Linked DNA regions of Mus musculus: regions 1, 2, 3 and 4 are each linked to region 5. The links are chromatin loops, found by intact Hi-C in ENCODE. Cell type or tissue: heart. All regions are shown on one strand. Region 1 overlaps Spata5 (spermatogenesis associated 5). Region 2 overlaps Gm20755 (predicted gene, 20755). Region 3 overlaps Gm20755 (predicted gene, 20755). Region 4 overlaps Gm36412 (a long non-coding RNA gene). Region 5 overlaps Gm42210 (a long non-coding RNA gene).

What was found. Peaks named below come from ENCODE experiments on the same cell type or tissue, not always from the same donor. Only the 100,000 strongest peaks of a DNase experiment are listed, where the experiment ranks them.
Region 1: it touches region 5 in a loop (4-fold over the local background); 5 of 42 quality-filtered maps call a loop at or near these places.
Region 2: it touches region 5 in a loop (9-fold over the local background); 4 of 42 quality-filtered maps call a loop at or near these places.
Region 3: a loop joins it to region 5, with 6 times the contacts of the local background. A loop is called at or near these places in 3 of 42 quality-filtered maps.
Region 4: a loop joins it to region 5, with 2.2 times the contacts of the local background. A loop is called at or near these places in 3 of 42 quality-filtered maps.

The regions. Positions count from the first base shown.
Region 1 is chr3:37,469,584-37,474,583 of GRCm38, forward strand. The region is part of intron 14 of Spata5 (spermatogenesis associated 5); the gene reads left to right. Among named protein-coding and RNA genes, the nearest start is that of Spata5, 52 kb to the left of the region's middle. In heart, a CTCF peak has its summit at 3,071 (motif pointing right); no DNase peak of the experiment used is centred here.
Region 2 is chr3:37,933,507-37,938,506 of GRCm38, forward strand. It overlaps Gm20755 (predicted gene, 20755), which reads left to right. Exons shown (of 4, transcript NR_040559.1): 2 at 1,850-1,938. Among named protein-coding and RNA genes, the nearest start is that of Gm20755, 37 kb to the left of the region's middle. In heart, no CTCF peak of the experiment used is centred here; DNase peaks (open chromatin) are centred at 1,505, 2,005, 4,315 and 4,665.
Region 3 is chr3:37,974,030-37,979,029 of GRCm38, forward strand. The region is part of intron 2 of Gm20755 (predicted gene, 20755); the gene reads left to right. Among named protein-coding and RNA genes, the nearest start is that of Gm22899, 19 kb to the right of the region's middle. In heart, a CTCF peak has its summit at 2,807; DNase peaks (open chromatin) are centred at 1,322, 1,662, 2,722 and 4,622; H3K27me3 peaks cover 263 bases.
Region 4 is chr3:37,583,904-37,588,903 of GRCm38, forward strand. All of the region lies in intron 2 of Gm36412 (a long non-coding RNA gene), which reads right to left. Among named protein-coding and RNA genes, the nearest start is that of Gm36412, 16 kb to the right of the region's middle. In heart, a CTCF peak has its summit at 2,794; a DNase peak (open chromatin) is centred at 2,378; H3K4me3 peaks cover 1,044 bases; H3K27ac peaks cover 1,333 bases.
Region 5 is chr3:37,755,856-37,760,855 of GRCm38, forward strand. The region is part of intron 1 of Gm42210 (a long non-coding RNA gene); the gene reads left to right. Among named protein-coding and RNA genes, the nearest start is that of Gm42210, 5.2 kb to the left of the region's middle. In heart, a CTCF peak has its summit at 2,439; DNase peaks (open chromatin) are centred at 2,436, 2,916 and 3,286; H3K4me3 peaks cover 1,211 bases; H3K27ac peaks cover 1,327 bases.

The sequences.
Region 1 (5,000 bases), 290 kb before region 5:
ATCTACAAGGAGGGCACCTTCTTTCCAACTATACTAGCTGGTGTTCAGTTCTTCTTTAGGAAGATACCTGTACTGTTGTTGTATTGGGCTAGAAATTTTAACAATTCTTTAGTAACGTAAGTCAGCTCAGTTGTGCTTTGGTTGTATTTTTATATGTTGTGTGGTGTAATTCAGTGTAATCTAAATTATCTTCCTGTTCTTTCCCATACTACCTTCCTACAAGGTCATTATCACCTGAATAACAGTGTTACCTTCCATGACTGAGCAGTCTGTGATCAAGAATGAAATGTGTGACCTAAAGTTACACAGTGAATGAGTGACTTGATAGCAGGCTTACTCCGTGATTTGTTCTTTAAAAAGAAAATACAAGGGTAAGAGTGCTGGCTGTACAAGGGTAAGAGTGCTGGCTGTTCTTCATATCAGGGCTCAATTCCCTGCACCCACATGGCAGCTTACAATTTTCTGTAATTCCAATTCCCGGGGATCTGACACTCTTACACAGACATGAAACCAGGCAAAGCACAAATGTACATGAAATGAAATTAAATAAATGATTTAAAAAAAACAAACACAATAAGCCAGTTTTAAGATTGCCTTTTAGATGTCTGTTCTCATCATGCCCCCTTTACTTTGTGTGTTAAAGTGCATAAAAACAGGTTAGTGTATTTTATATAATTAGAAATGTGAACACAGTATAAAGCACTGAACAAGGTGAACAAGAGACTTTCTAGTCTATTTATTGGATTTTTAAGACAATTTCCCTCATTAATTCTATATTTGAGGAGTTAACGCTCCTTTTGATTCCTCTTTAATGAAATTTCTCCCCCTTTTTTAGACGTTGGCAAAGGCCTGATATTTTAGTGAGCATAATAACTTTATGAGGCTTACTTCTTCTGTAAAATGTCTTAAGTAATTACATGCTTAATGTTTGTATGTCTTTTAGCTATCCATATCTGTAATCCATAATGGTATTTTTGATAGTCACATTATATTACTTGATGACCTGAGTACAGTTTAGGGCAGAGGATAAAAGATGAGGTATGGGGAAGGCAAAGGAAGCATGTTGTGTGTGATGGCTATTTTCTTTTTCTATGACTTTATATTTGACAATTAAAATAGAGTAAGCACTTGTAACTTAGAAATAGTTGATATGTTTTCTTTGTGCTCCTGGGATATTTTAATAGAAGACCAAGTGCACTGAGCTAGGTATTAAGCTGAGTAGATCCTGGTATACCCCTGTATTTGGTACCTATGTTTGTGGAATGTGTTTGTATGCCACTGTACCTGGTTTTCATGTATCATGACAGCAATGAATAGTTACTATATAGACTGTACCGCTAAAGTTATATAGTCTCTGGCCCCTTAAGGAAAAAAATGCCCCTGAACCAAAGAAAGTGAAGTTCTGTGGACCATAACAAGTTAAACTTTGACTATTATTAGATCATTTACCAAATACCTGTTTAGTACCAGTATGTGCCATGCAGTAAATGAGACTATATAGAAGGGAGTCCAGGCATACTCTGCAAAAATGTTCAACATTTTGCCAGTTACGATACAGCTTGCAGAAAGCTGATACTTAGGAAAGATCTGGGGAATGCTCACATAGCAATACTCCCTAGGAAAAGAGCCCAACAGTTGCCTGGCATCATAAAGATGCTGCAACCTGTTTTCTCTCTCATGTTCTGCTGGTTTATATGCTTGCTTTTAAATTGTATTCAGATGTGTTTTCTTACACTATTTGTTACCATACAGGATATCTGACTCTACTGGCAAGGATTGTCATCTGTTTTGTTCATTGATATGTCTAGTACCTAAAACACATAGCACTAGTTAGTATGAAAGAGACCTGCCTTACATGTTCTTAGTCTATTTTTGTACTTGGAAAGCATCAGCCTTTCATATATCAGCTATAATTTTAATGAACTAAATTGTGTCAGTGTTTAAGTTCTGTTATATGCATTTCACTGAATTAGTGAAGGGGGTCCTGTTTTGGTTTGTTTTTGAGACAGGCCATTGCTCTGTAACTCAGGCTGGCTTAAAATTTACTGTCTTCCTCTTACAAATGTCTGTTACCACAAAAGATTTGAACTTCTTAAAATAGTTCATATTGTTTGTGTATCACATTTAAATCTTGTGTGTCTTTGGTGTTTTGTTTGGTTGTTTGGTTCGTTTTTTCCAGATAGGGTTTCTCTGTGTATCCCTGGCTGTCCTGGAACTCACTCTGTAGACCAGGCTGGCCTCGAAGTCAGAAATCCGCCTGCCGCTTCCTCCCAAGTGCTGGGATTAAATGTGTAGTTTAACAATATTTTTAAGAAACTTCACTTTTTAAAAAGTAATAATTTTTACTGTGCAGTAAGATACACATCCAATCTTAAAATACTTGGTAAATCAGAATTCATTAGAACTAACTTTAACTTTAATTAGTGAATATCTGAGCTATCCAAGAAATCTTTATGCAAGGGGCCACAATAAAGAAACTGTAGCCATCGTAGCTCACTGTTGGGAGAAGTATCCTTGCTTCCATTACCTTAGTAGTTGTGTCTGGCAGTCAGGGATCCTGCACATACTGAACTTGATTATTTCCTTCCTATTTACTTGAAGGCCATTTTTACTACTTTTTATCAGCTGTCACCCACACTTAGTACCCCTGACATTACCAAGTTTCTGTTCTGAGGTTTTGTTGCTCATGTTTTTCTTTCTTGGTCCATCTAGTCTCTGTTTTCTCCCTTGCTTCTCTGCAGGGTTGTTCAGTCAGTGATGTTCTACAGTTGTTCATCCTTTGCTGATTTATTTTTCTATATGTCTGAGAACTTGAAGTCAGAAGCCATCAAATCACTTTGAATAATTCTCAGATATCTGCTATTATGTGACTATTTGCCCACTGGATGAAGAGAAAGATAAAAACATTTAAATGCTATTACTACCACATAAATTTTGTTAGCATGAAATGTTTAATCCTTTTTTGTTTTCTTATGGGTTTTAATGAAACCAACAATTAGGAAGAATTCTTTTGAAAGATAGTCTCATGTTATCTTGGCTTTTTTGTAATTGTAGACATTTTGTATCAGCAGGGGGCAGTCAAGCCAAATTTCATTCTGCTAGTTTATGAAACATGAACTTTTTATTTCTGTAAGTTGTTCTATGTAATACATGAATTGCATTTTATCATGCATTTATAAGCAAAATTCAAAGCTCATTTTTGGTAAGTCTGTTGGAATTTAATAAATATGTTGTTATAAAAGGTAATCCCCTTTTTTCTCTTAAATTAAAAAAGGAAATTGGCACATAAAGCCCATTTGTTGGATTTTGATGTTTTGTTTGTTTGTTTTGGTTGGTGACCACTTTACATAGATAACTTTTGTAGCTTAGTTTTTCCTTTACTAAGCTTTCCTGCTAAAGTGATTATAAAATTTCTTTATTTTGTCCTGTGAATTTGGGGATAGTTTTTAGTGGCTGTAGCATAATGCTCTGTAAAATATAGCCAACTCTTTGGTAGTATTTGTTTCCTTCCAGATCCTGTCTTGGCAATTGTTGTCTACTAGTGTTACAGATAACTGACATCAGTGTTAGCCTAGTAACTTTTCTTAGGGAAAGACACCATTTATTCTAAACTGTTTTGAACATATGCTGGAGGCAGTATCACTATATCTCCTGTTTTGTGTCCATAATAAGATTCAGGAAAACTGCCTTTGTGTAAACACTCGAGTGGCTCCTAGACAAGTATAGTCCTGTCTGCTGGTGGGCAGGAAAGAGCGGTGTCCTGGAATGTTGCTGAGGAGGAAATCTCTTTTGTGTTCTACAAATGATATCTTTAAACTTCTTAAGAATATCATTTTGAAATGATAGCTCTGTGTTGTGTTTCCTTCTGTTTGCTAATTTTCCATGCACTTAGTTCAGAAATGCATTTAATATGGGGAAAAAACATTGTGCTTGAAAACACATCTTTCTAGTATTTTTCTGTTAATTGTTGGTAGAAATGTCAGCGTAAACACTGAAATTGTATTGGTAGTAATCACTCCTTCTTGTTCTCTTAGTGTAAAAATTTTTGATAAATCTCTGCAGACTTAAAGGATACAGCATCTACCAGCTCCCCTTGAGAACTTGCACTGAAGAAATAATGTGGGAAAATGGTTTTTAACACAGAGATTATACTTTTTTACAAGTTAGATGTGATGGGGCTTAATTTTGTTATGAAAATTAGTTGTGTAAGCTTAACCTTAAATGTCTAATTGATGGCTGTTTATGTGTTTAATTATGATAGCTAATAATTCACTTTAGAATTATATTGAAGTTTCTGTTTAATGACTGAAAAATGGTTATGGCTAGACTTTTTAAGCAGTTACCGAAAAGAAAAAAATCCAAACATCATAAACTTGAAGAATTATGTCCAGTTTCCTGTGTTCATGGTTTCTTTTCTTCTTCTTCTTTATGAACTCTCATTGTTAAAAACCTCATTATTTAGTAATGATTCTCTACTTCAACCCTTCCTCTAAAACCCAGCAAAATGTACCAGGCTTGGTAATGCATCAAAGTGCTGAGGCAGGAAGGGTCCTGTCTTGGAAGTAGAAAAACAGAAGTACAATAGAACAGAGTGTGAGCTGTAATAATGTCCAAATACAAGATTTTTAAATGCTTGGTAATAATTTTAGAAAATTATTATATAATTACTATGATTACATAATTTTATTGATGTATATCAGACCTTATACACTTTTATTTGCATTAAATACGTTGAATATTATTCTTCATATTTATTATGCCTATTCTTTTAAACCTATGAAAAAGAATCGTGAATGTTCGGCAGTGGTGGCGCACACCTTTAATCCCAGCTCTTGGGAGGCAGAGGCAGGTGGATTTCTGAGTTTGAGGCCATTCTGGTCTAAGGAGTGAGTTCCCGGACAATAGCCAGGGCTACACAGAGAAACATTGTCTCTAACAAACAAACAAACAAACAAACACCCCCTCTCCCAGGATTTCAGGATTCAAAAGAATCCTGAATG
Region 2 (5,000 bases), 180 kb after region 5:
TGTAGTAAGTATGTTGTCTTATGAAACTTTTATTATGTTGAGAAACATTACTTTTATTCCTAGTTTCTTCTGGGATTTTATCATGAGGGGATTTTTTTTTCTGTACCTACTGAGAAGATCATGCAATTTCTGTCTTTGAGTCTACTAAGTATTCTTTTGGACATCTTGAGTTGTCCTTGTATTCCTGGAATGAAGCTTACTTGGTATCAGTGAATAATCTTTTAGATATGTAGATGAATTCACTTTGAAAGTATTTGAGAGTTTCTGCATCTATGACTAAGAGGGAGATTTCTCCTGTGATTCTCCTCTCCTTCCCACCACGCTTCCCTCCTTCCCCCTCCTTCCTCTTTTTCTTTCCTTTCTTCAATCTCTAGCCCCAACCCACCATTTTATCCCTATCTAGTTTTGGTCCCAAGGTAAAGTTACCTTCATAAAATGAGTTTGGTAATGTTCTTTCTGTTTCTAGTTTAAGCAGTAGCTTGAGAAACAGTGGTGAATCCATCTGGGCCTGATGTGTGTGTGTGTGTGTGTGTGTGTGTGTGTGTGTGTGTGTGTGTGTGTGTGTATAAACTTGGGAGACCTTTTCTTATTGCTTCAGTTTCGCTTGCTACTTAACTGTTCAGGTTACTTATAGTCCCTTGGTTTTACTGTAGTAGGTCATATGTGTCTAAGAGTTTTTCCATTTCTTCTGGATTTTTCCAATTGATCAGAAAGTACATGTGATGTCTAATCAATGTTCACTTGACTGGATCTGGAACCAGCTAAGAGACAGTCCTCTGTGTGGGTCTCTGAGGGAATTTCCTGGAAGGGGTAACCGAGATGAGAGGAGGTTTCCTCTGAGTGGAGCCTTTAGGTGCCTGTCTACCTTCTTTCCATGCTGAGAGCTCCTGCCCTGGCTCTGTCATAGCTGCCACTATCCTTTGCTGGCGTCAGAACCAGCTTCTTTGGTCTCTAACATGGACTAAAGAGCCATGGCTTCCCAGGAACCCTTCATGCAGTCAGTGCCAGATTGATACTCCTGGGGCATCCAGCCTTGTGGAGAGAGCATACTGTGTGAGCCAATCTAATATATCCCTTTTGTAATATCTACACATTCCATTAGGCTCCTTCTTTAGGGAAACTTGACTAATGTGATATGTTTTTAAAATATGTCACATTGACCCTCTGAGATTCCATCAATGTCTACTACAATCTCTCTTTTCCTTTCTAATTTTAATATTTTGCATCATCTCTCTCTTTTAGTTGGTTTAGATCTTCTGATTATCCACCCATCCATCACCATCCTAGAGACAAGACATGTCACTGTCATTATGGAAGGAACTGCACCTGGCCTTTTCTAGAATGTTTGGTGTAATTTTGAATAGCAGACACAGACTTAGAATAGACGTTCAGATGCCAGAAACCCTGACAGACAGAACACCACACTACAGGTTGCTCTCTCTGACTTGCACGTTGTGTAACTTCCTCCCTTCGGCAACACATTGATTCTCTGGCTGTAAATACTGCCTTCGACACAAGGTTAAAGCCGTGTGCTTGCAGCTTGGAGAGAGCAGAGGAGATAATGTCAACTTTAATTCCTGTGTTTTTCCAAACACAAAGATTAGGCCAAAGGTCACAAGTGGAAATGAAATAAAAATGGAAAACAGATGTTAGGAAGCCCACTGGTAATGGAAACACAAGAGGCAATGAAAGTTACTGAAAGGAAAACACAGCTAAAAACATGCACACAACCCAGAGAGCAGGGTCTCAGGGAGGTTTTGTTTTCATAACGATGTGTTTTAAAAAGCCCGACTTTTTAATATTTCCTACAGTGATTTAATTTCTTATACTTTTTTCCTTCCCTATCTAGAGGCAGAATTCAGCAGATGGCAGAAACCACCCTCTCCAATACCCTGAATAGTCAATGTACCCCAAGTATGCACACTGTCACAACCGGAGGTCAGTTGAAAGGGGACGTTTGTCTTCCAATTGGCAGGTTGCCACTTTCAAAGGTGCATCCATTCTTAAGCCAGCTTCCTGTTCAGCTCTGGGCCTGAGACCTGGGCGTCATCAGGGACAAGTCTGTTCTGGGAGAACAGCTGCTGGGGTGGAATTTCATTTAGATTACAATGCACGTCACAATTGTAGTTCTCTCTCTCTCTCTCTCTCTCTCTCTCTCTCTCTCTCTCTCTCTCTCTCTCTCTCTCTCTCTCCCTCTCTCTCTCTCTCTCTCTGTATTTAAAAGGAAGCTCTGTATTTTGGTGTGTGCTGACTTTTATAGTTGATCTCCAGCCAATAAAAAGAGGAAGATGTTAGAAAGTCAGTGGAAATACCTAACTCTATGTATGATATTTTGGAATGCTATAAACAAATACGCATCGGACATCTAGAAAGTACCCTGAGGCTTTTGCCTGTGTTATCTTTTAAAAAGTCAGACGAGTCATAAAACAAAAACAAAACCACATTGTAACATGGCTGAGAAAGTTCTAGCATTTAAAGTAAAACCAGAAAAGAAAGACAATTAAACACACACATCCCCCAGCTTGTCCTCCTACCCACAGGCTCCTAGGGAGCCTTCCTGGGGCTGCTGTGCGTCTTTCTGGCTAATATCGACCAACTGACTGAGGACGGCAAAGGGGAACTGGCACACCTTGGCGGCAGGTATGTAATTAAGAGGAGGTAATTAAGGATCATTGCTGGGTGCGCTGACAGCGGGCATGTAATTACGAAGGAAGAAGAATCAGAACAGGAGCCAGGACGTGAATGCCAAAGTATGCTCAGAAACCTGGACCCTAAAATCACTTCCTCTGTGGGAGGCAGGTCATTTCAGTCCTGTGCTTTAAGAGCTGTGCTGGCATGGACCAAGGATGAGCCCAGAAACGTTTGTGTCCGGCCTCGGCAGCCTTAGCAAATCATCTCGTCTTTTCATTGCTCATCCCTCCCTCCCAGACACGGTCCAAGACATTCCATTTTTATGTGCGTTTGTATTTTCTCAGGAACAGACACATTAACAGGATGGGTTTAACCATAGTTCAGTTTATTTACGATCCTCTGGTTAAATGTTAATAGCCTCAAGTCAAGGATCTAACGCAAGAATTTGGAGCCGGGGATTTTGCAGGCTGTATTTAGTGACCACTCAACAGCATTAATATCCAGCTGTTTATTTTATTTTGTTTTATTTCAAATCACACATGTGGAGGGGGTTGGGAGGTACATGCCCATGAGTGTAGGTGCCCAGTGGAGCCCAGAAGCTCATGTCAGTTTCCCTGAAGCTGGAATTACAGGTGGCTGTGAGATGCTTGACATGAGTCATGGCAACTGAAATCAGGTCCCCTTCGAGATCCGGAAGGATTCTTAACCACTGAGCCATCTCTCTAGCCTCTCTCCGGGTTATTGAATACTAGGCACCATTCTAAGGACTGCTGATGAGCTAATAATCCCTTTAATCCTTATGAGACCGATGCCTGGCAGTTTCTGTCAGTAGCATCCCCCTTCTTAAAGCGAACTTCTAGGCAGGGTAACATCACAGAATTTGCCCAAGGTCACATGTCTGATGAGTGGCTGAGTAGGGACTGACTCCTAAGTGTACTCTCCTGGCCACCATACTGTTTCTTTATCTTTTCACAGTTTCCATGAAAGTCCTTTTTTGACTATTTCCTACTGGGGGTCAAACTTGTTAGATTAGATTATTAGACTATTATTGCATGTCTATATGAGGGATGGAATTCCCCCCACCCCCAACTTCCTAAGTCATCTTAATGCACTGGATAAAGAGCTTGAGCTGCCACACACGCCATCTATTGTATGTTTGTGTGTGTGTGTGTGTGTGTGTGTGTGTGTGTGTGTGTGCTTGTGTGTTCCTTGTCAAGTCTTTCTGCTGGAGTATGGATAACCTATTGTCTCAAGTCATAGCCAAGCTCTGATGAGGTAGAATTCAAACTCTAATGTAAAAGTCAAGCGCTGATCGAAGATGCCTAACAAAGTTAGCATCTGCATCCTAGGAGTTAATGCATTCCGAGGGGGGAGGGGATGGGAAGCTCAGGGAGACTGGGAAACTCAGCTAAGGAGAAGCCAAGAGTCAGCACAGCATGAAGCAAAAACAAGCAAACAAACGAAGCGACACACCCCTGCATCCTCTCCACAGAGCCTGCAAAGCCAGAAGTTCACCGCACATTGGTCTTGCCTCAGACACCAGTAATCTTTATTAAGACATAACAACATTATTCCTCAATTGTCTTCTTCCGGTTGGCCAGCTGTGGCCACTGAAGGCAGATTAACCAGAACCTGATGGGTTTGAGCCCCTGTTCAACATTGCTGGCTAAATACCATAATTATACAGGGTGCTGAGGTGACGTTCATCTTATACTTAGACATGGTTCCAGATAAGTTCACCCGTCAGTCCTCAGTCCAAACTTTTAGCCTATAAGTTGTAGTGTGGGGTGGGGAGGAGGTGGGTGAGTGGAGGACTGGGGTACAGGAGAGGAGACAAGCCAACATAACAAAACAAAGAGCCCCAGGGGAAGTTAACATTTCAGAAGACAGGCAGCAGCTCCCAGGAATAGACTTTCAGAACTGTGGGGACCAGCCTTTCCCAGGTAGAGCAATTTCCATCCTCCAAAGCCAGAGCATCCTGCCCTCTGGCATGCAAGAAGTTTTCTGTTTGCCCATTCTGTCCATGAACTCCTGATAGGATGAATTTTTCATCAAGTTGGAAAAACGATTTCTGTCCTATTTTTCCCTTTTAGAGGAAATAGATTCCCTTAATGTGAGTGTAGGCTCATTTCCCCTGTGAATTCCGACTGGGAGCACATTCCTGGATGGCAGTCTACCAAACAGAAACAGGCTTCTGGAGAATGGCCTAGTATTCTAAAAATTTTAATGACCTAGAAGCAGAAATAGTTTTGGTCCTTAAGTTCTAGATATAAATGCTTAACTTCGGATTTCAAGGGCCAAGACTTCTAAGATAGGATAGCTGGAAACCAGCCAAAAATGAGTGACGCAGACAGTGTTTGTTAATGATT
Region 3 (5,000 bases), 220 kb after region 5:
ATTTAATATACTTGTTAATACATAGCAACGTTGTCCCTGCGACATCTCTGTGTGTACACCTATTGTGTCCTGATGCTGTTCAGCTTCCTCTTGCCCTCTCTCCTTGTTTCTCGCCGTGGTTCTCCCTGCTTGCTTTAGTAATCCTCTTGACTCCTTCTAGGTCTTAAAAATAACCCTAGAATCTCTGTGTGACTTACTTTATATAACACAATGACCTCCCAGCCACCAACGTCCCTGTAAATGACACAAGATTATTATTCTTTATGCTTGAATGCATACATTTACATACATATCCAATATATATTCCATAGTTTCTTTGTCTGTCCCAATGTCACGTTGGGTGCTTCTGTACTTTGGCTGCTGTGAATAACTCCCCAGTAAGTGGATCTCATGCATACTCACAAATCCCTTCCAGGGAGTCCCTCAGTGGTACACCTGGATTGGACTGTGGCCCTGCTGATTCTTGCTGAGGACAGCTGTCCTGACTCTGGGAGGTGGGATCTCACATGGTTTGGAACTCCATCTTCCTAATGACTGAAGACCATTTTGTTTGCAGGTATTTATTGGCTGTTTATCTGTAGTTTAAGGAGTATCTCTTCACACTTTATGACTATTACATTCATTATTAGATTTCTATTATTTCGCTATTTATTTTTAAGTTTTATTTAACGACTAAGATTTTTCTCCCATTCTATAGACTGTCTGCACTTGGTAGAAGTGTTAAAGTTTGTTATAATCATGTCACTGATTCTTGCTGTTGAGTTCTCAGCCACGAAGAAGTTGCCTTTGCTCATATCTCGACATTATTCTCTGCTTCTTCCAGATGTGACCACAATGCAGGTGTTTGATGGGAATCGGGTCTCAATGTTAAATTCGATCAATGGAGGACATGAGTTTTGGTCCTGGTTTTAAACAGACGATGTGCATGCATAAGATCGAAATTATTGCCCCCGTCAGAAGTGGGCCTTTGCTTCCTGAGGCAGATGACTTGTAAACCACAGTTTCACACTTTATAACATGCACAGGTTTGAGTCTGCCGCCTGTGATTATCCATTCCCCCGGGCTTTTGTGCTTGACTGTTTAATGCAATAACTTAGAAGGCATTGTCCCCACCCCCCCCACCATCTTAGGATGTAATTAATGAATAATTAACTGCTGCTAGACTCCAGAGATCCCATACCGACCCTCATAACTGTGTTTGCATCTCATGCGTGTGCCTTATCATAGTTGTCTGGCTTCTTGCTTCTCATTTCCTTGTGATAAGATTCTGGGCACATTGAGTCTCCGGAAGTAAGCTCGCAGGGCTGCCCCGCGAGTTTATTTGAGGAAGGAAATAATCAATTTAGAGCTATTAGGGCTGGAGCCCTTATCCAGCTCATTTCCTTGTCTAATGCTTCGCAAGCTGATATTACATGTTTAGACTTCAAAGCCTCAGCCCCGGGCTGTGAGGGCTTTCATTAACTCGCAGTTTCTCTGGAGCAGTGAGTGTTTGTCATTAACATGACTATAACCCACAGACTTGCAAACAGGGGCCATAAAAGTTGTCGGAAAAACTTGTGCCACTCAGCCCAGGGCTTTAGCTTAGGCCTCTATTCATTCTGTGTTGCTGGTGAAGTGCAAGGGCGGGTGGGGCCAGGCTCACATTCAGAGGTGTGTGTGTGTGAACATGGTGGCCAGAAGTCAACCTCTGCTATCTTGTCTGAGCAACAGTTCACCTAGTCTGGGGACAGGGTCTCTCACTGGGACTTGTCTAGCTGGCTAGACTGGCTGGCCAGTGAACCCAGGGGTTCTCCTGTCTCAGTCTTTGGGCTGCTGTTAGGATTGCACGTGCTTACCACCAGGCCAGGTATGTGTGTATGTGTGTGTGTGTGTGTGTATGTATGTATGTATGTATGTATGTATGTATGTATGTATGTATGTGGGTTCTGGGGCTCAGGCTTAGGTCCTCAGGCCTGGGTGGCAGACTCTTTACTAGCTCTCCCCAGCTTGATCCTCACAGTTTTTTATTTGCTTCGTTCCTTTCCCCTATAAGGTTCAGTGTCTTAAAAAATAAGAGTTTTGTCCTATCAGCAGAAGAGTGAAAACTGTAGATGGGTATCTAGTCCACATCCAGGTGGGGAATTTTTGCCCTCCCAGTCCCATCCCCCTTCCTGGTATTATACAATCTAATCCAGACACAGGCAGCAGTTAATGTACCATCAATAGGAAAGGAAAACAATCAAACAAAAAGAAGGGGAAGGAGAAGAAGAGAGAAGAGAGAAGAGAGAAGAGAGAAGAGAGAAGAGAGAAGAGAGAAGAAGGAGGAGGAGGAGGAGGAGGAGAAGGAGGAGGTGGAGGAGGAGGAGGAAGAGGAGGAGGAGGGAACAATTCAGGAATACTAGAAGGAAAAAGGGTGTTATCCTGAAGGCAAGAAGCTGACCATAAAAATCAATAATTATAAATCTGAGATTGTGACTATCTGCTAAATCAAGTTAGCTTGGTGCTCACTATGTGGTCGTCTTCTGGCTGTACACAGGACACTGCTTTCCTTCACTATGGATCTGAATAGGCTCCTGGGAAAGGCTAGTGCGCTCTGCCAGTTCTTAAGAGAGAGGTCCAGTTGGACAGAAGTAAGGAGACAGTTAAATGGGATCAGTACTTGTCTCGTGGAACATTGCTTCTCTTCCAGCTCCTGCGATAGCAATCGATGGAGGCACTTGGACCACCGTGGGAGGGCTTCCGGTCACACAGAGGAGCGGGTTCCAGAAGGGGCTGGGCTGCCAAGGATCTGCAGCTGCTGTTGGAGCCTCCCCTGGTCCGGAGTGGGAAAAGCAGAACAACCCCTGGGGAAACACGATAAAAACACGGAAATTGTAGGAAAATCACTAGCAGTTGTCTGGCTCTTTTTCTGTGTCAACGGGCTTTTGTTTAATGTTTTAGGTATCTGAACGCCACCGCGGAGGCTTTTGTTTGGTTTCCCTCTAATTAAAAATAGCCAGCTCAGCAGTGTATGGTTGTAACAGTAAAGATGAGAAAAGAAAATTCTAAGCTAACATAAACTCTCCTATCCTGTTCATAGTTCCTGGAAGAGATACCTCATCAGTTTAAAAAAATGTTTTTTGTTTTGTTTTTTTTTTGTTTTTTTTTTTGGGGGGGGGTGATGGTGGCGGTGCTTGTACTTACTGATCAAACACATTTACAATTAATATTTGTTTAGAATTTGTTTAGAGTCCCATTAAATGATTTTTTTTGGACGGGGATAATATTATCTTACGTTAAAAGAAAAAATAAGTGCCAAGCCCTCCACAAAAATCTATGAAAGAATTTAAAGACAGAACAAAGTTTTGTATTTTTAAAACATTGTTCTTTTTGTATTCCCACACATTCCTTTGGGAAAATGAAAGGATTGTTCTGACACATATCATAAAAGCTGGTTTTCTACACGATGGGATTGACTTGCTGTGAGAGTTGTCTTGTGATAATTTTAAACGGGAGTGTAAGAACAAACCTGGTTTTCTCAAGTGTTCTAGTAGTATTTTGAAAATTCCTTATGCCCAAATACAATGTAATATTTGATTTGGCTCAGATATACATTCACTCTATTCAGGTTGAATAGTCATTTGACTTACTAATCCCATGGTTCACCATGTCCTAGGAACCGGCCCCCTGCAGCCAAGGGAAGTAAATGCAGGTGCTGATCTCGCAGACTTTCTGGGTCTTGGTCTCAAGTATGTTTTAATCTCCTGGGTCTGGTGGGGAAATGGTGGCCTCAGAGAACAGACTGGCCTGGGCCAGAGACAAGCAAAGGAGTGCTTTTGGATCACACAGTGTGCAGGCACCATTTGGAATGTGTCCCCATCCTTTCCAAGTCTCCGACGGCCTCTGGCGCTTCCTTTGGACCTTAGTACCCCCCAGTGCTCTTTCTGTGTGTCTGTATTTTAGGAGGTGCTGGTACTACTTCAGGTTTTCTTTCTAACCCCCCCCTTCTTATGTTATTGTTTCTTTTTGAGCTAGGCAAATGACTAAATCAGAAAATGACAGACTCATCCTTGTATACTTATTTGTTACTTCTAAGTGTGGGGTTGGACAGGAGCAAAGATGGAGAGTTTGCACACACACACACACACACACACACACACACACCATGGCATGCATATTTTCTAATCTTGTATCTACCATAGCATTGTAGAAATTGGCATTTTTATAGGTGAAAGTGGTCAAATCGTTACAGTTTTAACAGGGATAATAGTTATAACACACCTGCATTTATAAGAAACACTAAGAAAATTGCTATTGTTTTTTATTATTTAAAAAAAGCTCTGAAATATAAATGTCTATTTAAAAATGTACTTAGAATCCTTCCCATCCCAGCTTCCTGAGAAAACCACACCAAATGTAATTAACGTAGCTTCAGATGTGCAATCCCCCGACGTACCATTTCACAACTGCATATGGTTTTTCTAAAAAACGTCAATTGCTTTCAGTTGTTGCTCTAAATGGATGGAAATTTGTAACATCACTTGCTGACTTTAGTCAAGTTTTAGTACCGGGATTATTCCAGCAAAAGCTGCCTGAGTTTTCACAGTGAGACACAGCGTTCCTTCGGCTGGCAGCCCGGTGTGGGCGGGGCCACCTCTTATCCAAGTTTCTCCCCTGTGGTTTTGATGATTCATCTGCCTCTTCCTGTCTCTAGATGGGGACCACATTTTGCCAAGAGTCCTGTTACACCCTCTCTTGTTAGTAGAGAATTGCTCCAAGCAATGTTCTCTTTCCTGTTAACACCTGCACCAAGCTGTTGAGGAAAGAGTTTTCAAAGCAATCCTTTAAAAAAAGATTCTTGTCTCTGTAAACGGAGGGAACATTTCTTCCAAATGTGAAAGTAATTGTTTATAGGGCCAAAATTACTCAGAGTTCCATCTAAATATTTAGTGTTAGTAGCATTCATAAGGTCAGTTGCTATAGTGAGGCATCTTCATGTGTACACCACATCAAAACCCACACTGTGGCCCAATACACTGTCT
Region 4 (5,000 bases), 170 kb before region 5:
ATTCACCACAGCAAATGAATTTGAGCTGTAGACAGCATCTCTCACACTGTGTGCATCCTCAAGCAGGTGTCTGCAGATATGATTCATGCCTTCTAACTATGTAGTGGAGAAAACAAAACCCAGTATAGGAACAGTACCCAAAACAAAAGGCTGTTTAAATGATTTCTTGGTGATAAAAGAAGCACTATGTAGATGTGAAACTACCATGTGAGGGTCAGAGGGTAACACAATTGGCTGGATTAAGTATCCCACTGAAAAAAGACAAGAACCTCAAATTAGCCCCAGGAAAACAAAGCAGAAGTTAATACACAAAAAACAATAGAAATGACTGAGCCAGCAGCAGTCTTTGGAAGATGACATGCCCTTCTGTGTGTTTCAGAATGCACTCCTTCCAGATATGTCTCTGTCCGTATCCCTAAGCTGGATATGTGGCATCACCTTCACATGGCCCGAGTGACTTGTCAGGTGCAGCTAAGGATCTTGAAACAGTCTGGACCTCTTAATAGAACTGCTATAATCCATAAGGCTCTGAAGAGGTGAAGAAGCACAGCTGGCTTTGTGCTTGAAGGAGGGACTTCAGTGCAAAAACAGTGCTCCGGACAAAGTGGGAAAGCTCTAGAACCTCCAGAATGACTTAACTAGCCACTAGTCAATCATAACTCCATTTAAACGACCCATTTCAGGTCCTGTGAGCTAACGGTACATTTGTGTCGCTTTAATCCACTGAGGTGGCAATACATAATAGCAGAACCAGGAAACAATACAAATTCCAGCTGGATCTTTTAAAGATGACAAGTAGACAAAATTAGAAGAAAAGGAACCACGGTAAAAGGAAAATGTAAAATAAGGAAGTTGTATAGGTCCAAGAAAGTATGTGGAAACAAAGCCATAAGCATGAAAGTGCAGCTCCAGCAGAAAGGCCTGCCTGTAACACCTGCTTCATCGGGTCCTGGAGAACTGGTGGGTGCAGTCAAGTTAACAAGGCTAGACTTAACAGTCAGCCAAAAATAAGGTCCATTATTAAGTCCATTAAGTCCAACAAAATAAGGTCACATTATGGTTCGTGTACAATTCATACCTTTCTTGCCAATGCTAACCAGAAGTCCATTCTGCAAATCTTACCTCAAGTACTTTCCCAGATTCCCTGGTGGAGCCCATAATGTCGATCAACTATAGACTGGCAGTGACACCATCAGCTCTCCACAGCCTGCTCCTCACATTCTCTGCTGTCACCCCTTCTCGCCCTCGTTCTGCCCCTGCTCTCACAAGCTCCTCCAGGTGGCAACTGAGTTCCAAGGGACCTTACCTCTAACTTCCCCAGGGAATGTGCAAAAGCCAGAAAACCTCACGGGCAAAGACAGAAACTTGCAAACAAAACAAAATCAAGTTGTCCAGCTTGGCTATACATTAGTGCTCGTTCATCTGTTCATATGCGTGTCTACAAGTCCCTGCCGCTCTGCCACAAGAACCAGTCTGGGTGTGACCGTCTGGACCCCCAAGCCCATTGTGCCCTCCACTATGAAGTTGAAGACAAACTACATTCAGTTGTGTCAACCGTTTTCATTGTAGAGGAGTTGTGCTTTTACTTTTTTAAAACTAGAAGTTACTAGTTTTGTATTTGTGCCTGTGTAGTGCAAGCGCCCTTGGGCCACAATGGGCATGTGGACCTTTCTGAAGGTTCTGTTGTCTCCTTTCTCTGAAGGTCCCCGTAATTGTCAGCCTTGACAGCAAAGGCTTTCACCAGCTGAGCCATCTTGATGGCTCTGTACTAAGTTTTTTCAACCAATGATTCTTGCCCCCACCCAAAGAGTTTTTCCTCTGTCATGAAAAAAAGTCACCAGCATCAGTACATCACATGATCAGGGTTCTAGAAACACATTTCCACCTTAGAAGAACCTACGCTGGTGAGAACAGGAGGCATCAACTGCTCTGGTAGGGCTAGGACTGGGAAGCAACAGTTTGCAGGATGTCCTTGCTGGAAGCTGGGGATATCAGAAGAGACTTGATGGTTCCTGCCTCTTTGTTGGTGTTAATGAGCATCTTGTCTGTCGTGGTTCCCAGACTGGGCTCTCCTCCCCTCTGGGTGAATGAATGGGAGGGCTGGCTGTACATCCCCTCTTCCCTTACTCCCCTGTGCATCCATGGAGAAGCTGGGGGACTGCACATTGTGCATCCTGCGTTCCAGCAGCCCAGCCTTCTTGGCTTGACAGTGTGCTGCACCCTCCTCTTCTGATTCATTTTACTCTGATTTCTTCCTTTCCTGTGGACTTAATCAGCCAGCCCGGCACTGAGGACGAATTCCATTCGGAAACACACTGGGGAAGAAGGCAAAAGAATTTTGGCAAAATCACAAAATGGGAATAATAATACAGAGATCGGAATGGAACACCCACCCATCTCACCCGGGTGCTGGGAGAATTAATTAACGTCTGTAAAGGCCTTTGAGTTCCTTGGGGGGACGTGCCACCAGACAGCTAGCGTTATTGTGGAGGGATTATGTGCACAAATACAATACCAGGAGCCAGGATATTACTAAAAATAAAGCAGACTTTTCTGTGAGGACCTCAAGGAAGGAAATGCCTCTCTGGAAAAGCTTAACTCTCCTTTAATTCCATCGCTTGGGCTGCCGGGGACAGAACAGCAAAGCCGAGATTCCACTGTGAGAAGAGGATTATGTTTTCTGAGCATTGTCAAGGTGCTGGGGAACAAAACAAAATCGCTGGTTTGCCAAAAGAAGGTTATAGTCTTTGGACAAGAGATTAAGAGACTGTTTGGCTAGTGCACTTCGTAGCCTGTCCGCAGGGGGAAAAGGCAACAGGAAAGCAAATGTTTGTTTGCATTTGAGGGAAAAGAGTTTTTTACAAAACGGGAAGAAAGGGAACTGCCTCAGATGAAAGCCGCCATCAGCAGCGGCGCCCTCAGTAAATCTCCCAGAATTCCCCATGTATTTTTTTCCATCTGCGTGTCTCTCAAGCAGACACTTCCAAATCCTAGATGGTTAAAACAAGGAAGAACCCTGCTTGTGTTTACAGAGGAAGACCACGTTAACTTTATACGGTGGAAAGAGCAAACAAGCAAACTTCTTTGGCTCATAAACAGGGAGGCTCTGTCAGAGGTTCCCGTGGTGTTGAAGAGCTCTGGCCTCTTTAGGTTAACAAAACTGCCTGCCCAACGGGGAAGAAATCCTGTCCTGTTCCTAGCCCCTCCTTTCAGCCCCTTCTCTTCTCCTTCCGCCCCCTTATTTTGTAACAAGGCCTCTGGGGCCTGAAGCAGATTAGCAAACAAATAAATCCTTTAATGTCCTGGAATACTTTCCCAGTATAAATGCGATTAATCTGCCAACCCAGCAAGTTCAGCACATCAAATACCCCAGCTGTAGAAAGCCATTTCTCCGGCCCCCTAATTTATGGCAGAAAGGTCATGTTATTTTGATGTTTGTATTGGTTAGACTTTCTTCCTCTGTTTTCTATCTTTGAAAGTGCACTTTATGCAACCTTAGAAAACATCAAAGCCTCTAACAACATCCAGTGACACACAGTAGGAACAGCCGTCCCCAAAGCCTTCTGGGCGTACAAACAAGCTGTGAGTGCTCACCCAGCGGAATCATGGGAATCTGCCCGGCCCTGACAGAATTCAATAGCTCTGTTGGTTTGTTTTATGGTTTTCTGGTTTTTTGAGGTAGGGTTTCTCTGTACCTTTGGCTGTCGTGGAACTCACTCTGTAGACTACACTGGCCTCGAACTCACAGAGATCCACCTGCCTCTGCCTCCTGAGTGCTGGGACTAAAGGCGTGCGCCACAACAGCCCGGCTTCCACTGGTTCGTTCTAAGAACTAGAAAGGACTGGGCTTGAGGTGAACAGAGAGGTAGGTCATGTGGTCTCTGACCCTAGAATTAGAATTAGAGAGAAGGCACATCACCCCGAGACTTGCCCATCACTACCTGCTGTTCCCACCAGTCACAAACCTCCCTGTGAGAAGCTAGGGTGAAAAGACTGTTTTGGGTTATTTCTATGAAACCTTTGTGTAAGCTCTGGTTCACATTGGCTCTTCCTTTTCTGCCGCTCACTTGACATTCTGTCCCCTGGTTAGGAAGCAGGTCCTCCCTGGAGGGCATCATCCTGAGTGAGGTAACCCAATCACAAAAGAACTCACATGATATGTACTCACTGATAAGTGGATATTAGCCCAGAAACTTAGTATACCCAAGATACAAGATACAATTTGTAAAACACATGAAACACAAGAAGAACGAAGACCAAAGTGTGGTCACTTCGCCCCTTCTTAGAATTGGGAACAAAACACCCATGGAAGGAGTTACAGAGACAAAGTTTGGGGCTGAGATGAAAGGATGGGCCATCTAGAGACTACCATACCCGGGGATCCATCCCATAATGAGCCTCCAAATGCTGACACCATTGCATACACCAGCAAGATTTAGCTGTCTCTTGTGAGGCTATGCCGGGGCCTGGCAAACACAGAAGTGGATGCTCACAGTCAGCTAATGGATGGATCACAGGGCCCCCAATAGAGGAGCTAGAGAAAGTACCCAAGGAGCTAAAGGGGTCTGCAACCCTATAGGTGGAACAACAATATGAACTAACCAGTACCCCCGGAGCTCGTGTCTCTAGCTGCATATGTAGCAGAAGATGGCCTGCCTAGTCAACCATCATTGGGAAGAGAGGAGGCCCTTTGGTCTTGCAAACTTTATATGCCTCAGTAGAGGGGAACGCCAGGGCCAAGAAGTGGGAGTGGGTGGGTAGGGGAGTGGTGGTGGGGGGGGGGGTGTGTGTGGGACTTTTGGGAAAGCATTTGAAATGTAAATGAAATAAATACCTAATTAAAAACAAACAAACAAGAAGCAAGCCCTCAGGTGGTGGTTGATAGAACTGGGAGGTCCTCAGTTGTGAGCCATAAGTATCCCTGTGGCATGAAGACTGGAGAGTTCCCTCTGTGACCACACAGGGTCTCCTCCAGGTCTCTGCAGTAAAGCAGTAAGAGC
Region 5 (5,000 bases):
CAGGAGCATGCTCATGCACTGTGCTTACCTTGGCCCACTTTCTCCCAACATGTATTGCTCATTTCATAGGCCATTGATTGAGCCACCTTCTATACCACTAGCTCATGATCTAACACAGGTCCTGCCTTCTCTTCCTGGGAGCTACCTTCTGTTTCACTAGAAGTCAGCCTAAAACTTCCAGAGATTATCGTGTTCCATGGTGAATACCATGGGAAATTACCCAACTCTATTTTAGTAACTCAAGGCCAAGACACCCCAGCTAACTTACCTTAGCTTTGTTAAACTGTCTGCTTGTACCAAATTCTTCTCCAGCTAACTGCTTATCTTAGCTTCTGTTAAACTGCTTGCTTTTGTCACACCTCCCATACCCCTCCTCAGCTGCCTAGTGAGATACTAGCATGCAGTTTTTTGCCTTTAAAAACGTCTTATCCCAAACACTTGGTGCTACATGTGGGTCTCAAATACCTGAGTGTAGTCCCAGCAAGCTGGAATAAAGACATTTGATTGGCTATAAACTGTCTGAGTGGTCATCTCTGGTGGGTTTTTAGTCTCATTAGTAAAATAATTCAAGAATGGACTCAAATGAAAACTTGAAGGATAATCTATTACAGAGTTTTTAAAACCTCAGGGTGGGCAAGCTGTAAATCTTGCATCTAATAGGAAGAGAATGGAGAAAAGAAGGACAAAACTCTTGCTGTTTGCTGTTTGGTTTCAGACCCTGGGATAAGGCACTCAGGTGCATATTTAACATATCAAAGCAGTCCTGGCCTCCAGGTTCTCCCAAAATCATTTAGTCTCTACTTGGCTTACCTTGTCCCTAACCCTGAACTTTTCCAGCCCAGGGGCTAGGCTGCCCTCCCCCCAAAGGCTCTTCAGTATATAATGCAGACATTTTGGTGTCCCAGCTCTCTCTCCTCTCTTTTACTCTCTGCATGTACACTTTCTTTCTCTTCCCCATCTCCTCTCTCTCCCTTCCTATGGCAACTTCCCTGGGGCCACAGAGTGTTCAATACAATCTAATGTGGCTTGAATTGGCTCATTTTACCAGCAGAGAATGTCATTTATGTTAAGAGAGCATGGTAGCTTGCAGCTATGTCGTGGGGAGGAACTTTAAAGAAAAAGTAAGGATGTCCAAAGAGCCAGAAAAAGCACCGTTAGGTTCTGGAGAACATTTTAAAAAATGACAGAAAAAAGAAAAAGGAAAAGATATGGCTCTCAGAGTCAGAAAGGTGGGCAGACCCATGGAGGTTTGTAAAGACTGCACTAGGGAACTCTGGGAAGGAAAACATATTATCTCATTAAAGGCTGATTATTCCACTCATCTAGCATGGCTTAAGGTGAGCCGACCTTCCTAGGGGTCCCTTAGCCAGGTCATTGGAGTAAAAACTGGTCTCCCTGTAACACCCAGTCATTGCTGCTGTGTCATTTACCCCGCCCTCCCAACTCTCCCCCACCACCCCCACCCGCCCCAGGAGGTGATCCTTCAATCATTCAGGAGATGGGGTGAAACTGGGGAATCGATAGAATCCTTTTTGTTTTTTCCATGAAAGCCTAGAGTCCTAAGTTGTAAGTCTGTCCACCAGAAAGTTCTCAGTGTCTGGCAGAAGTTCTGCTCTGCTCTCCACCTAGAGGACGAAGAGGAGGAGAATTAGGAAGAGGAGGAGGAGGGGGGGGGGAGGAGGAGGAGGAGGAGGAGGAGGAGGAGGAGGAGGAGGAGGAGGAGGAGGAGGAGGAGGAGGAGGAGGAGGAGGAAAACCAGACCCCCTCCACCATTCTGGCCAGAGAAACAAAGACGTGGTGGGAACTGCTGCTTTGGGGTCCCTGCCCCTCCTGCCAGTCCAGTTTCTTTCTCCTGTTCTCTTCTTATGTGCTTCCATTGTGATAATATGCTTATAATGTAGAGTCATCTGGCATTTATAGGGTCCAGGATGTGTTCTGGACACTCTACTACAGCATCCAGGTGTCGTCACTGTATCTCTTTATGGAGGAGACAAATGGCTTGAGACACACACTCTTGTCAGTGGCTTGAGGAAGCCCTTGTTGTTGCAATTTTCTGGACAGAAAAAAAGGGTCATTTTAAAGTCTCTTTTTCCTCCCCTGGGCTGGGAGTATACAAGCGGGAATCAGATTTTATTTTTAACCGAATAATAAAAAATATGCTCTCTAATTTTAAAATGGTTTTCTTTGGGAGGGAGATGGTTTGAGGTTGTATTTGTGAGGTATTTCTCCGAAGGGTCTGAAGGACTACTCTGGTTAATTCTGGATGTTTCCTCTTCCCATCTTTCTGTCTTCGGATCTCAGGACAGCCCCCATTAGCCTGTGTCTCTGGAAGGACTGAGTGGGGGGCAGGGTGTTGGGTCTCTGGGAAACTCATTTGCATACCTCTTGTTACAGAGGCGACCACATCCTGGTTAAGACAATGTACTGTCTGATAAACAGACCAAATCTCCGGCGGCGGCGCTGCTGGGCCTGCGCCAGTGTGTGGCCGCCTTTGATACAGGTGCTGTTTATTCTGCCTGGAAGTCCAAGGACGGGACAAACTGTTACAGGGCCTAGGGTCACAGCTTGTGCCCCAGTGAACCAGGTTTGGCAACCCGTCCTTAATACACCAACTGGAAAAGCCAAATTAATAACGAAAGCCAGAAAAAGGAGATTTATTCAACGTAGCTACACAGGGAAGAAGGACAGAAAGATCCAGTGCCACAGTTTCCTCAAATCCATCTTTGGAGTCCGTCCCGACAGGAGGATATGTTTTAAATAGAAAGCAAGAGACCCACAAATCTAAGTAGTCGGACCAAGGTGTGGTTGTCATTGTCTCTGCTCCAAGTCTCTCCTCTTTCTTAGGGAGACAAGCTTCCCTTGGCTGTCCATAGCTTCAGTATCCCCACCCCCGCAGGAGGAGACTCCTGGGACGCTGGGGCGACTCCTCTGGGTCCAATGGAAGGGACACAGGCAGGTGGTCACACAATCAGCCTCCTCCCTTCTCTGGCAGAGATTTCTTGTGCCAAAAAACGTTTCTTAATGTTGTGTTTACGGGGAAGCATTGGAATTCCCCACACATGCTGCCTGGGCTTGGTGAAGAAGTGATAAACAGAAAGGTTTGTCTTCTCTAGCTATAAATATCTTGGGGTTCAGGGAAATCAGGAAAGCACAGTGCAAGGGAGAAATACTAGTCAAGGTTTGCCAAGCTTTTGTTGATAAATATTTATTTTCACATCTGCTTTCTGCATGTCCTCGCTCCTCCTCTCTCCCTGTCCTACACACACACAGATAAGAGGAAAGGAAGTTTAAACAATTAGCTTCGGGCTGTAAGACTTGCTGCAGCTTCAGAGTCATCTGGATAAAGCAGACTGGAGAGATGACTCAGCCATGAAGAGAACCTCTTGCAGAGGACCAGGGTTCGGTTCCCAGCACCAACATGGTCTCTAACTCCATTTTCAGAGGATCCAATGCCTTCTTCTGACCTGTGAGGGAACGAGGCATACATCAGCTGCAGATAGATGCAGGGCAAACCCCAGGCCCATAAAAGAAAAATATGTTGTACTAAGGATCTGGGTAATCTCTTCTCCCTACTCTGAGATGCCATGCGTTTGTGGCAGTTAAGGTAAGAGATCCCTCAATTTCCTGTCCTGTTCAAAAGACATTCAAATCTAAATGTGATCAAAAATGTTACCAGTGCCTGTCACCACTGAAAGAAAGGGTTTCGGTGACTCACAGATTATTTTATCTTGTTCAGGCAATATTTTTCACAAACCTGCATTTCCTCCAGGGAACAGAGGTGCAGTTTCTTCCTGTCTGCACTTACAGTGACCCAGGGAACAGTCCAATCACCTGAGTCCGATTGTGCGGGAGCAGGGGGACCGCTGGGGCTGTCAGAACCTGCTGCCACTGAAGCTGCTGTGGAGGGCACCAATTCACATTCTAAAGGGCCACTGAGGACCTCTGAAAAGTCTCCTGACCTGTGGCTGCTGAGGATCAGTGATGGGACAGAAATGGAGCACTCTGGGACTTAGCTGCTAAGCTGTGGGAATGAGGGGATGTAAGGGTGAAGAGAGTTTAGCTATTGTCAGACTAAACTCTTCACCCCAAGGTGGTCCTAGTTGGCATTATGGGGGCATGTGACTTGTGAGCAGATCTGAGAATATTGACGAGCATTCAATTGGATATGAGATGTGGGGACACATTATATGAAAACCCCTTGCTTTCTCACCTAGGTCTTGCTTTGAGGAGGCTCTCAAGGGTCTCTTTCCTTCAGTGGGAGAGCCCTTCACATTTGGTGACAGCGTTGTATAAATAAAAGGAAAGGAAATCCATCAAATTATCTAAAAAAGGCTGACATCATTTGACAGACAGCAGCCTCTCTGTCAGAAAAGCAAATCCTGCATGTGTACCATGTATTGACTATCTGCGGAAGCTGGGGTCTGCAGCAGGACCATATACATTATCTGTCTCATGATACGAATCAAGTGGTGATGTTCTCCATCTACTCCAGAGACAGCTAGCAGACTGTCTTAGTTACTTTTCTGTTGCTGTAATGTGACCAAACACCATGACCAAGAAAACTTACAGACAGAAGAGTTCACTTGGGGCTCACAGTTCCAGAAGGTCAGAGTCCATTATCATTGTGGCAGGGAACATGGCGGCAGGCAGGCATGGTATAGGAGCAGCAGCCGAGAGCTTATAGTAGGTCCACAAATAGGAAGTAGAAAGAGTACACTGGGAATAATGGGAAGCAAGGCCACACCTCCTAATCCTTCCCAAACAGCCACCAGCTAGGAACCAACTTTCAAATGAAGAGACTCACCTGAAATACTGCACAATGATGGTTATCTGAACTCCATCCCTTACTACCTCATTGGAGGTTGTAGGTCTGCTTTAATCCAGTATCCTGGTGTGCTCTTTACGGTATTCTATTTCAAAGGTCTCTGAGAATGAAGAGCTGGGCGTTTTATCACCATCTAATATGCAGTGCTACGCCGCACTCCCCCACCCTACTCCCC